Regions from separate parts of the Homo sapiens genome. Here region 2 is linked to region 1. Evidence: chromatin contacts called from ENCODE Hi-C or POLR2A ChIA-PET data. All regions are on one chromosome and are shown on one strand. Each heading gives the region's core, a stretch centred on a gene start or an enhancer-like site at or near the end of the contact. The rest is flanking DNA. Distances are from core to core; before and after follow the strand shown.

What was found. Hi-C counts contacts between places; a loop is a spot of excess contacts on that map. ChIA-PET counts read pairs that join two places held with the same protein, here RNA polymerase II (POLR2A). Pooled maps may share reads with other maps.
Region 2: a map with no recorded cell type shows a loop between it and region 1 (26-fold over the local background). The contact joins the promoter of PEX10 here to the promoter of AURKAIP1 in region 1. A Hi-C loop is called at or near these places in 1 of 37 single-sample maps with no recorded cell type and 1 of 50 pooled maps. POLR2A ChIA-PET finds 5 or more read pairs at or near these places in 1 of 52 experiments (activated T-cell).

What each region holds. Positions count from the first base shown.
Region 1 is chr1:1,372,462-1,377,740 of GRCh38, reverse strand. It overlaps AURKAIP1 (aurora kinase A interacting protein 1), which reads left to right and starts at 2,534. Exons shown (of 4, transcript NM_017900.3): 1 at 2,534-2,587; 2 at 2,951-3,036; 3 at 3,296-3,741; 4 at 3,839-4,005. The coding sequence starts at 2,985. The coding sequence ends at 3,940. RefSeq lists silencers at 2,544-2,723, 2,744-2,793 and enhancers at 1,843-2,748, 5,036-5,279.
Region 2 is chr1:2,409,147-2,414,425 of GRCh38, reverse strand. PEX10 (peroxisomal biogenesis factor 10) reads left to right here and starts at 1,862. Exons shown (of 6, transcript NM_002617.4): 1 at 1,862-2,035; 2 at 3,975-4,055. The coding sequence starts at 1,924. RefSeq lists enhancers at 893-1,472, 1,473-2,053, 2,054-2,634, 2,635-3,215, 5,244-5,279 and silencers at 1,137-1,736, 1,897-2,276.

The DNA of each region.
Region 1 (5,279 bases), core at 1,285-3,784:
CCCAGTATACGCTGTCGCGTCTGGCCACTCTGCCCTCGACCCAGTCCTGAGGAGCTGGGACTACAGGTCTGTGCCACCATGCCCACCTTTTTTTTGAGTCAGAGTCTCGCTCTATCACTCAGGCTGGAGTGCATTGGCACGATCTCGGCTCACTGCAACCTCCACCTCACAGGTTCAAAAGATTCTCCTGCCTCAGCTTCCGGAGTAGCTGGGACTACAGGTGTGCACCACCACACCCAACTAATTTTTTTTTTTTTTTTGGTATTTTTGGTAGAGATGGGGTTTCGCCATGTTGGCCAGGCTGGTCTCGAACTCCTGACTTCAGACAGTATGCCCGCCTCGACCTCTCAGAGTGCTGGGATTACAGGCAGGTGTGAACCACTCTGCCCGACCAAAATTCTGAAGTTTCTAAAGAAAAACTTTCCTGAAGACAAATGGGTATTTTGGGGAAAACAGGTATGTGCAGCAACTGTGTACTTCCCTTGAGAGACTAGAGTTCCTTTGTTTAAAAATTAGGAATCATAACCCATGCACCCTCCCCGATTCTTCCACTGCATTTTTTCTTCCTCAGATGTTTGTAAAGGATTGATCTTCCTAGTCTAGTTCCAGCTCATCTAGCTTGGCAGCTCTGCTCACACAAGCATCTGGCGCTTCCAACAAGTGTTCCTGCCACTCCTGTGGGCGGCAGCCAGTCAGGTCTGGCCCGGGCATTCATCGGGGTGGCCACTGTCTGCAAGCCTCCCGGGCCGGCTCCATGCAGCTCCTGTAGCTGAATGATAATTCCCCAGCCTTGTAGCAGCTGGGTCCTGCTCTAGCTGGGACCTTTCCCTTTTGGCCTGGAGCCTATTGGGTACAGGGACCCCAACAGAGTGGTCTTCCTCACTTCACCTCCCTGAAATTACTTCCTGAGAGGGGGAAGGACACCCTGGTTCATCCTGCTCCTCAAGACTTTCTCAGACTGAAATGTCCACATCCCGTTTCTTCTACCAGTCCCTAACTCAGGGGAGGTACTTATATCTGCACGTCAATGCCTCAGAAGCCTGAAGGCCAAGGTTGCCAGCCCAGGTTATTTCTGGTTCTCTGGTTCTTCTCAACATGCTCACCTGTTCTCTGATGGATTCTTTGCATCTCCCTGGACCCCAGCCGGGTGAAGACAAACACAGGGGCACCAAGGTGAGGGCTGCTCTGGAGGCACCAGTCTGCTCATTTACGGCCAAATCCACTAGGGGAAGCTGTGCAGCAGGGGTGAAGGGCGGGCCCGCAAATAACGTTCGTAAACCTTCCTGCTTGGAGTCCCAAGTAGCCCCTCTGAGGGGTAACGTAGAGTCATCTGGGGACCTCAGTTGTAGAGGTGGGCCTGGAGCCTGAACTTTATGTCCTCACACTGGCCTATCCTACCTGTCACTCACTGCTTAGCCAGGCTGGGCCCGGCAGATGACCTGGCCTTTCCACTTCCTGCTAAGCGTCCCTGGAAGACCCTCCTGCAAGGCAAGTCTCCGAGCAGGCCCAGCAGGCTCTGCTCCACACCCCTCTCCCACCAGGCGCCCCTGCAAGTCCATGCTGGGGTCTCTATATTAGCCAACCTCACGGAGGTCAAAGGGGCCTGTCTGGAGTAGAAAGGTGAAGCTACACGTTGGCAGCGCCTACTCTGGGGAGCATCATTAGGGGCTCAGCCAAACCCAATCCACCAGAGAGGCTGCTTTTAGTTCTCAGACAAAAAGTGTGAGTCTGATTTTTATTTTATTTATTTATTTATTTTTTTGAGACAGGATCTATGTCACCCAGACTGGAGTGCAGTGGTGCGATCTCGGCTCACCGCAACCTCTGCCTCCTGGGCGCAAGCGATTCTCTTGCCTCAGCCTCCCGAGTAGCTGGGATTACAGGCGCCTGCCACCACGCTAGGCTAATTTTTGTAGTTTTAGTAGAGACGGGGTTTCACCATGTTGGCCATGCTGGTCTCGAACTCCTGACCTCAGGTGATCCACCAGCCTCGGCCTCCCAAAGTGCTGGGATTACAGGCCTGAGCCACCGCGCCCAGCCTGCGTCTTATTTTTTTTTTTTTAACCCCAGGAATGAGGAGTCGGGGAGGCCCGGTACCGCAGGCTCAGTGCTTATTCCGGGTCCTTGGTCTCTAGCAAAAACGGGGGAAATAGCTCTAGACGCTTCCGCCTTCCACGTAACTCCACTTCCGTTGCCAGATACGTCACTTCCGTAGTCTTGAGCCCGCACTTCCGTCGGCCCGTTGGGAATCCGGCCCCTGGGTGGTCCGGAAACGATTCTGGACCTGCGGGTATATCCAGGGCCCGCACCCCCTGGGATTGTGGGAAATGTAGTTTTTTGCCTCCGTAAGGGACCAGGCGGAGCTGAGGAACCGCGCGAGGACTGGGACCGTGATTCCACTAACCGGAAACCGTCGCCTTTCGGGCCCGGCGGGGCCTGAGCCAATGCAGAATCGGGGGCCGCGAGGACGCCAGCGGGCGCTGTGCGTAGGAACCGCCGGGTGGCCGCTGCCGATCGGGGCCGACTTGGGGACGGACCGGAAGTGCCCGAGGGCGGCCGCAGAACGGTCAATTTGAGCCGCGTCGAGGTCGGGCTTGGGAAGGGTCAGCGGGAGGCCTGAGGGCGCCGGGCGCTGCGGCAGGCGGGCCCGGGGTCCAGCCGAGAGGGTCCGGGCGCCAGGCAACGCGATTCGCGCGGGGGTGAACCCGGGGAGGGGGCCGGCCTCCCCGTTCTGGGACCTTTCGGTGCGTCCGAGCGCGACACCGCCCGCGTCGGGGGCTTGGGAGCCTCGGGGCGCGAGCTGTGTTGGAAGCAAAGTCCTCCTTGTGGGTTGGGGTGGCGGAGGGAGAAGGGAAGCGAGGGTCGCGGCGGGACCAGACGCCCCAGTCCCGGCCCGCCCGCGACTACTGAAGGCGCTGCCGCCTGACCTGAACGGGCACTTGTGTTCCAGCTCCCCTGGGACCTGTGGCCGCCGCCCACAGACCATGCTCCTGGGGCGCCTGACTTCCCAGCTGTTGAGGGCCGTTCCTTGGGCAGGTAGGAAGCCGCGCGGGGGCGGATGGGAGGATGCACACCTGGTTAGGAGTGCGGGTCTCAGCAGCTCCGCTGGGGCAGGGCCGGTGGCCACACACACACTCTTTCCCCTCTAAGCTTCCGATGCTCACAGAGGGAACCTCAGGGGTTCAGGCCAGGAATGAGGTGCGGGGGATCCTCGCTGGGACGAACCTGCTGCTCCTCAACCCGACGGGCCTGTGTGGTCTCGCGAGCGGTGACCGTGGCGTCTGGTTTTCTGCAGGCGGCCGCCCGCCTTGGCCCGTCTCTGGAGTGCTGGGCAGCCGGGTCTGCGGGCCCCTTTACAGCACATCGCCGGCCGGCCCAGGTAGGGCGGCCTCTCTCCCTCGCAAGGGGGCCCAGCTGGAGCTGGAGGAGATGCTGGTCCCCAGGAAGATGTCCGTCAGCCCCCTGGAGAGCTGGCTCACGGCCCGCTGCTTCCTGCCCAGACTGGATACCGGGACCGCAGGGACTGTGGCTCCACCGCAATCCTACCAGTGTCCGCCCAGCCAGATAGGGGAAGGGGCCGAGCAGGGGGATGAAGGCGTCGCGGATGCGCCTCAAATTCAGTGCAAAAACGTGCTGAAGATCCGCCGGCGGAAGATGAACCACCACAAGTACCGGAAGCTGGTGAAGAAGACGCGGTTCCTGCGGAGGAAGGTCCAGGAGGGACGCCTGAGACGCAAGCAGGTGAGTGGCCCCCTGCTTGGCCCTGGGAGGGCAAAGTGCTGAGAACACGTTTCTTTGCCACGAATTACTTGGCGGTCCCTCTCTCTGCGTCTTGCAGATCAAGTTCGAGAAAGACCTGAGGCGCATCTGGCTGAAGGCGGGGCTAAAGGAAGCCCCCGAAGGCTGGCAGACCCCCAAGATCTACCTGCGGGGCAAATGAGTCTGGCGCCGCCCTTCCCGCCCGTTGCTGCTGTGATCCGTAGTAATAAATTCTCAGAGGACTCAGCCTTTCCTGCGGGTCTGGAGCTCCATTTGCCGGGTGTGAGGTCTCTCAGGATTGAGGCTGCTGCCAGTCCCAGGTGTTGCAGAAGACCCGGGCAGCAGGGTGGCAGATTGGCCGTCCCTCTCTCTAGCTGGCTCTTGGCCGCCGTCCAGAGGGTGCTGGGCCTGTAGGAGCCCCAGCCTCGCTGTGAGCAAATGTGTGCTGTGTGCAGTTCAGGCTAGGTGCTGTGGGATCACTGTGAACAGATCCCACAGCCCCTCCCTGAGCACCACATTCCCTGGGGAGGCCGACCCGGATGGCAGAAGTACAGGGGGACAGGACTGGGGTTTAGGGAGCACCCGGAATGCACGGGGTGATTCAGGTGTATTTCATGAGTGGAGGGTCGGGGAGGGCCTCATTGGGAAGGCAGGAAAGGTTCTGGTACCACTGGCAGTGGTGGATGGTGCCCGCCAGGCTCCGTGGACGTGATCCTCCAGTGGCCCTCCAAGCTTTCCGGCTACAGGGCCAGGGTGTTGGCCTTCCCAGGCATGTCTGCCATCTCCTGGGGCCCTGAGTGGACGTGGGGACTAAGCAGGAAGAGTTGTCCCAGAAGGGGTTCGGGGCTGGGGGGTGGCTGAGGAAAGGGTCTCGTTTACAGGGCCGAAGAATCCCTGAGGCTTAGGTTGAGCCAGAGGCCCCTGGTGTCTCCACGTTCCTCTGGGTGAAGAGGAGGAACGCATTATTCCCCCCCCCTTTTTTTTTGAGGAAGAGTCTCATTCCATCACCCAGGCTGGAGTGCAGTGGTGCGATCTCAGCTCACTGCAGCCTCTCCCTCCCAGGTTCCAGTGACTCTCCTGCCTCAGCCTCCTGAATAGCTGGGATTACAGGTGCCCGCCACCAAGCCCGGCTAATTTTTGTATTTTTGTTAGAGACAGGGTTTCACCATGTTGGCCAGGATGGTCTCGATTTCCTGACCTCAAGTGATCTGCCCGCCTCAGCCTCCCAAAGTGCTGGGATTACAGGCGTGAGCCCCTGCGCCTGGCTGGAACATGGTATTCCTAAGAGCAGGGATGTGCAGGGGCCCTTGGACTTGGGTAGCAGGGCATGGGTGGGCACTGGGAAGCTGCTGCCCCCAACAGCTCAGCGACAGGAGAGGGGCCTTTGCGTCCGCCCCAGGCGGTTGAGTGGAGGCTCTGGAGCCGCAGCCTCTCCCCCACCGTGTGTGAAGGCTGAAGGCTGGGCTGCCTCTCACCAGAGACGTGGGGGCCTCTTGTCTTTTGTCACAGAAATGTGTCTG
Region 2 (5,279 bases), core at 613-3,112, 1.0 Mb before region 1:
CTAGAGCCAAGGCTTGAACCGTGGGGGACCCCCAAGCCCCACCTGCCCAGGAACAGCAGACACTGGGACACTTTGTTTCAGGTCCTGCCCAGGCCCCTCCCACTGTGAGGCTGGGATTTGTCGCCCAGGGTGCAGATGAGAAGAGTGGGGAAAGCAGTCCTGAGCCAGGACAGCGGTGGGGGATGCCTCCTAGAGCAGGCCCTCCCGTCAGGGGCCCATCATAGAACCCAGTGTGAATCCAAAGGAGCCGAAGCCTCCTCCTCAGAATCAGACGTGGAGCCATGAACCCAGGGGCCAGAGCGGCATCTCAAACTGTTATCTAAGCATTGACCAGAACACATGATCACCTCAGCGGCTCCACGTGGGCGATGCCGGGTTGCCTGGTCCACGGATGAGGGGTTCAGCCCAAGGTGCTCAACCCAATCAGAGGGCAGCCTCTGTGTCCAGGAGACACGGGTGCACCCGCGGGGTCAGAACTCCAAAGGGGCGCGGGGGCGCTGGGAGGTTTGGTAGCCAGAGGGCCTGCGGGGCGGGGCCACCCAGGCCATGCCCCTTCCCTGTAAGAGGGGCCATTCCTGCAGTGTGGGGCTCTGGCTTTGTGACTGGGCTGTGCCAGTCTGGGGATGATCCCACAGCTGAGCTCCTGTAGATGGAACCAGAGGTGAGGCAAGGAACTGGAGGCCCTCCCCACTGAGGTCAGCGGGGCGCAGACGCCCCCTTGTCGTGCCCTGCCTTCCTCCTGCAATCCTGCAGGACTCTCCAGGGCCAAGTGCTGCCCTTGGGGCCAAAAAACAGGGCCTTCTCCTTCACCTGCCCTGCAGCCATTCAGGTATGTACCAGGCATCTCCTGCCCTCCCTGGCCAGGCGGCCCCAGAGGCACAGGCCGCAGACACCGCAGGCGACCTGCGTGGGCCTCCAGTTCCCGCCCCAGCCCTTCCCACCCCCAGCTCAGGGCAGGTCCAGCTGTGGCCAGCGGCTGGGGAAGGTTCTGTCCCCTCCAGGTGTGCGGCCTTGGCAAGTGCTTCAGGCCTCCCTCCGCTCGTCCCCTGGGAGCAGAGGGATCGGAGCGCCTGCGATGTGGTTCCCCAGAGCACCTGCGGGGCTCAGGCCAGGCAGGGTGGAGGGTGGAGGGTGGAAGGCCACCTTCCGCCCGTCCTGGAACCACGCGGCGGCTTCCCGGCTGCCCCCCACCCGCCAGGCCCTGCCTCCCGTGGGCACCAGGGGGGCGTCCACACCAAGCCGGCCGTGTGCTTTTCGCGCAGGATTACTGGGGAAGGCGGCTGCTCGGGGCCTGGAAGGTCCCGGGTCTCGCCTCGTGCCCCTCTGGCCCCCAAACCGACCGGCTCCCCGGAACTGGCCAACCCGCGCTGAGAGCCCGCGCAGCTCAAAGGGCGCGAGGGCGGGACCGCCGCGGCCGGCGCTGGGAGCTCGGCTTCCCGAAGACCCAAGCGAAAGCCTCCGTCTCCCCAGCCGTAAATGGGCCTGCAGCGTCTCCACTCCGCAGCGCTGTCCCCAGTGGGAGGGCGGCCCGTGGACGTGCAGGGAGCAGAGCAGGGGCCCCTGGCAGCGTAGGACCCCGAGGTCGCAGCAACCACGCGGCCGCGAGCCCATCCCGCTGCCTCGCCAGCGCCCCTCGCGCGTGCCCCGCCCCCACCTCGGCTCGCGGGCCCCGCCCCGCTCCGCTCCGCCCTGCGCCTCCGACTACCTTCCCGCTGCCCCGCCCCGCGCTGCGCTGGTTCGGACTCCAGCCCCGCTTCCGCCCGGGCCCTGGCCCCGCCTCCAGCCCCAGTCCGGCCCCGCCCCAGCACCTTGACGCAGAGGTCTGCGCCGCACGCAGAGCCACGTCGTGCCGTCATCAGTTCTCGCCCGTCTGGGCGTGGGCGTGGCCGGCGTGGCTGCTCGGGACCACCCGAACCCGCGGCCATGGCCCCGGCCGCCGCCAGCCCCCCGGAGGTGATCCGCGCGGCGCAGAAGGACGAGTACTACCGCGGTGGGCTGCGGAGCGCGGCGGGCGGCGCCCTGCACAGCCTGGCGGGTGAGGGCCGGGCGCGGCCGGACGTCCTCGCGAGCGGCCCAGGGGGTGTTGCCCCTCATGGAGGCGGGGTGTCTGCCGTGTGTGGTCACGGTCGCCTGGGCCCGTCCCACAACCTGGGACCCGGCAGTCTCCTTCGCCTGCCCTGCGGCCATTCAGGGATGTGCGGGGCACCTCCTGCCCTCCCTGGCCAGGTGGCCCCAGAGGCACAGGCCGCAGACACCGCGGGGGACCTGCGTGGGCCTCCAGTTCCCGCCCAAGCCCTTCCCGTCCCCAGCTCAGGGCAGGTCCAGCTGACGCCAGCGGCTGGGGAAGACTCTGTCCCCTCCAGGTGTGAGGCCTTGGCAAGTGCTTCAAGCCTCCCTCCGATCCTCCCCTGTGAGCAGAGGGGTCAGAGCGCCCGCGGCGCGAACGCCTCATACCTCGGTCCGGTTCACACTGACCCCGGCCTTTCCTAGGCCTGAGCAGCAGCCCAGGCCCCTCGCCCTGCTGACCCCAGTGTAGGCTCAGCCAGGCCCTGCCTGCCTCACCAGGCCGGGAGCTGAGTACAGAAGCCAGTGTACTCAATGAAGCAGCACCTGTCATCCCAGCAGTTTGGGAGGCAGAGGCGGGAGGATCGCTTGAGCCCAGGAGTTTGAAACCAGCCTGGGCAACATGGCAAGACCCCGTCTCTACAAAAAATCTGAAAATTAGCCGGACGTGGTGGCGGCGTCTGTAATCCCAGCTCTTCAGGAGGCTGAGGCAAGAGAATCGCCTGAGCCCGAGGGATGAGGCTGCAGTGAGCCATGATTGTGCCGCTGCACTCCAGCCTGGGCGACGGGGCCAGACCCCATCACCGATTAAAAAACGAAAAAAAAAAGATGCCGGGTGTGGTGGCTCACGCCTGTAATCCCAGCACTTTGGGAGGCCGAGGCGGGTGGATCACTTGAGGTCAGGAGTTCGAGACCAGTCTACACAACATGGTGAAACCCCGTCTCTACTAAAAATACAAAAATCAGCAGGGCGTGGTGGCGCGTGCGTGTAATCCCAGCTACTTGGGAGGCTGAGACAGAATCACTTGAACCCGGGAGGCGGAGGTTGCAGTAAGCCAAGATCGTGCCACTGCACTCCAGTCTGGGCAACAGAGTGAGACTCCATCTCAAAAAAAAAAAAAAAAAAAAAAAGGCAAAGCCATCAAGTCTTTGGGGGGTGGGGCAGGCAGTCGTTAAAGGCATGAACTCCCAGCAGAACGTTTCAGGGAGCAGTGGCACTAGAGCCCAGTGGTGGGGGTGTCGTGGCCAAAGGAACAGTGCCATGGGACAGGAAGAGCATGGGTAAATATCAGAGGACAGCCAGGCTCCGTGCCGGGAGGCCCATGGGTGTCAGGTGGGCAGCCATTGGTGGATTCTGAACAGGAGAGTGACATGATGAGAATTTTTTGTGTGTGTACTTACTTGTTTTACAGTACACTTGGCACTTACCCCTGTGCCAGACACTGTTCCCAGTGTTTTACAAATATTGAATCTTCAAACATCCCTCCAAGTAGGACTTATTACTCTTCTGATAGATGAGCAAATTGAGATTCCAGAAAGACCTCACAGCCAGCAAGTTGGAGAGCTGCTTTTTGATGCTAGACAGTTGGCCTCTGGCCTGTAATCTTAATACCCCAGACCATCTTTCCATGTGGCCCTCATAGGCCCTAGAACAGTTGCTCAGGGGAATCCCGGAGCAAGAGATGAGCACAGGTGGGAGATTCTTCGCAGACTGTCTGCAGCTCACGCTAAGGCAAGTCAAGGTGGTGCCTCCGGAGACAGAAGCAGAGAGGGAGGCCAGGGAGTGAGTGTTGGCTTCATGGAAGGGGTGGGACTGGATCTGGGCCTAGACAACTGGGGGAGGACTGTGGTCCCTCATCCTCAGAGGATGCCCACCAGCTCCCCCGGACTAATACTGTTTCTCCTCTCAGGTGCGAGGAAGTGGCTGGAGTGGAGGAAGGAGGTTGAGCTGCTCTCAGATGTGGCCTACTTTGGCCTCACCACACTTGCAGGTAGAAGCTCCCACGGGACCTCAGGACTGAGGGCAGCCACACACACCAAGTCTGGGGACGGTGGCCAGGGGGCTGCCAGGCAGTGTGAGAAGCTCCTGGAGCTGGCCCGGGTGAGGTTGCTTCAGGGAAGTGCAGGAGGTACTGCTCCGAGGGAGGCGAGGCATCTGCTCCCAGCAGGGAGCCGACTTTTCCAGCCTTTGTGTGTCCCTGGGGTTCTTTGTTTAAGACTTTACCCCGGGTGCCACTGAGACCCATTTCTCAGTGGCCAGCCCTGGTGGCACCAGTGAGTCACAGTGCTGAGCCATGTCATAGGGTGCAGTGCCCGTGTGACAGTGCCCTGGTGGAGCAGTGGTGGGTCTGTGGCCCAGGCTGGTCACCACCCTTTAGAGGGAGTTGTTGACAGAAGCTCTCAGGCTCCCAACCCCAGCTCAGCATGTAGCAAGGACCACCGAGTGCCAGCCTGGTTCCCTACGAGGGGCTCGCCCCGGGCATCCTGCCGCCATGGAGAGTGTGCTCGGTGGGCGGGAGACAGATGTGGCTGCGTCACAGAGCATCTTGGGAAGTGAGGGGCTCTCAGAGATAAAGACCACGTCTTAGGGAAGAGCATTTTCCAGACCGGCAGAGCAAGCAGCCGGGAAAGGCCCTGAGAAGAACACGTCCTTGGCGGTTTGGGAGAATGACCCCGGGGGGCTCGTGAGTTTTGTAAGCCCATAGCTTTCCCTGTGCGAGGCTTGGGGCATTCCAGGGACGTGGGCAGGGGAGAGGCCGACCACTAGCTAAGACCAGACCTCAGGGGACAAAGTTGGGCTCAGGGAGACTACAGAGGCTGTGACAGTCCCCCACAGGATGGTGGTGGTACAGAGCAGGGGCGGCAGCGAGGGGGTGGAACACACAGGGAAGGTGCATGCAGGGTGCCCCTTGGGCTTGACCTCAGGAACCGGAGGCCTGGCGTTGCCATCCACAGAGATGGAAACGGGGAGCAGGCTTTTCTGGGTGGGGGCGCTGAAAGCTGTCTCGGCAGGGGTGGAATTGGGGTGCTCATCTGAGCATACATGGCGATGTCAGGTAGGTGGCGGACCTGCATGGCTGGCACTCACAAGTAAGGTCCAGGCTGGGCATAAATCGGGTGGTGCCAGCTGTGTGGTTGGTGGAGAGCCATGGGACTGGATCCGAGTGCTTGGGCTGGGGGAGGTGGCGGGGACAGCTAGGGAGAAAGGGGAAAGA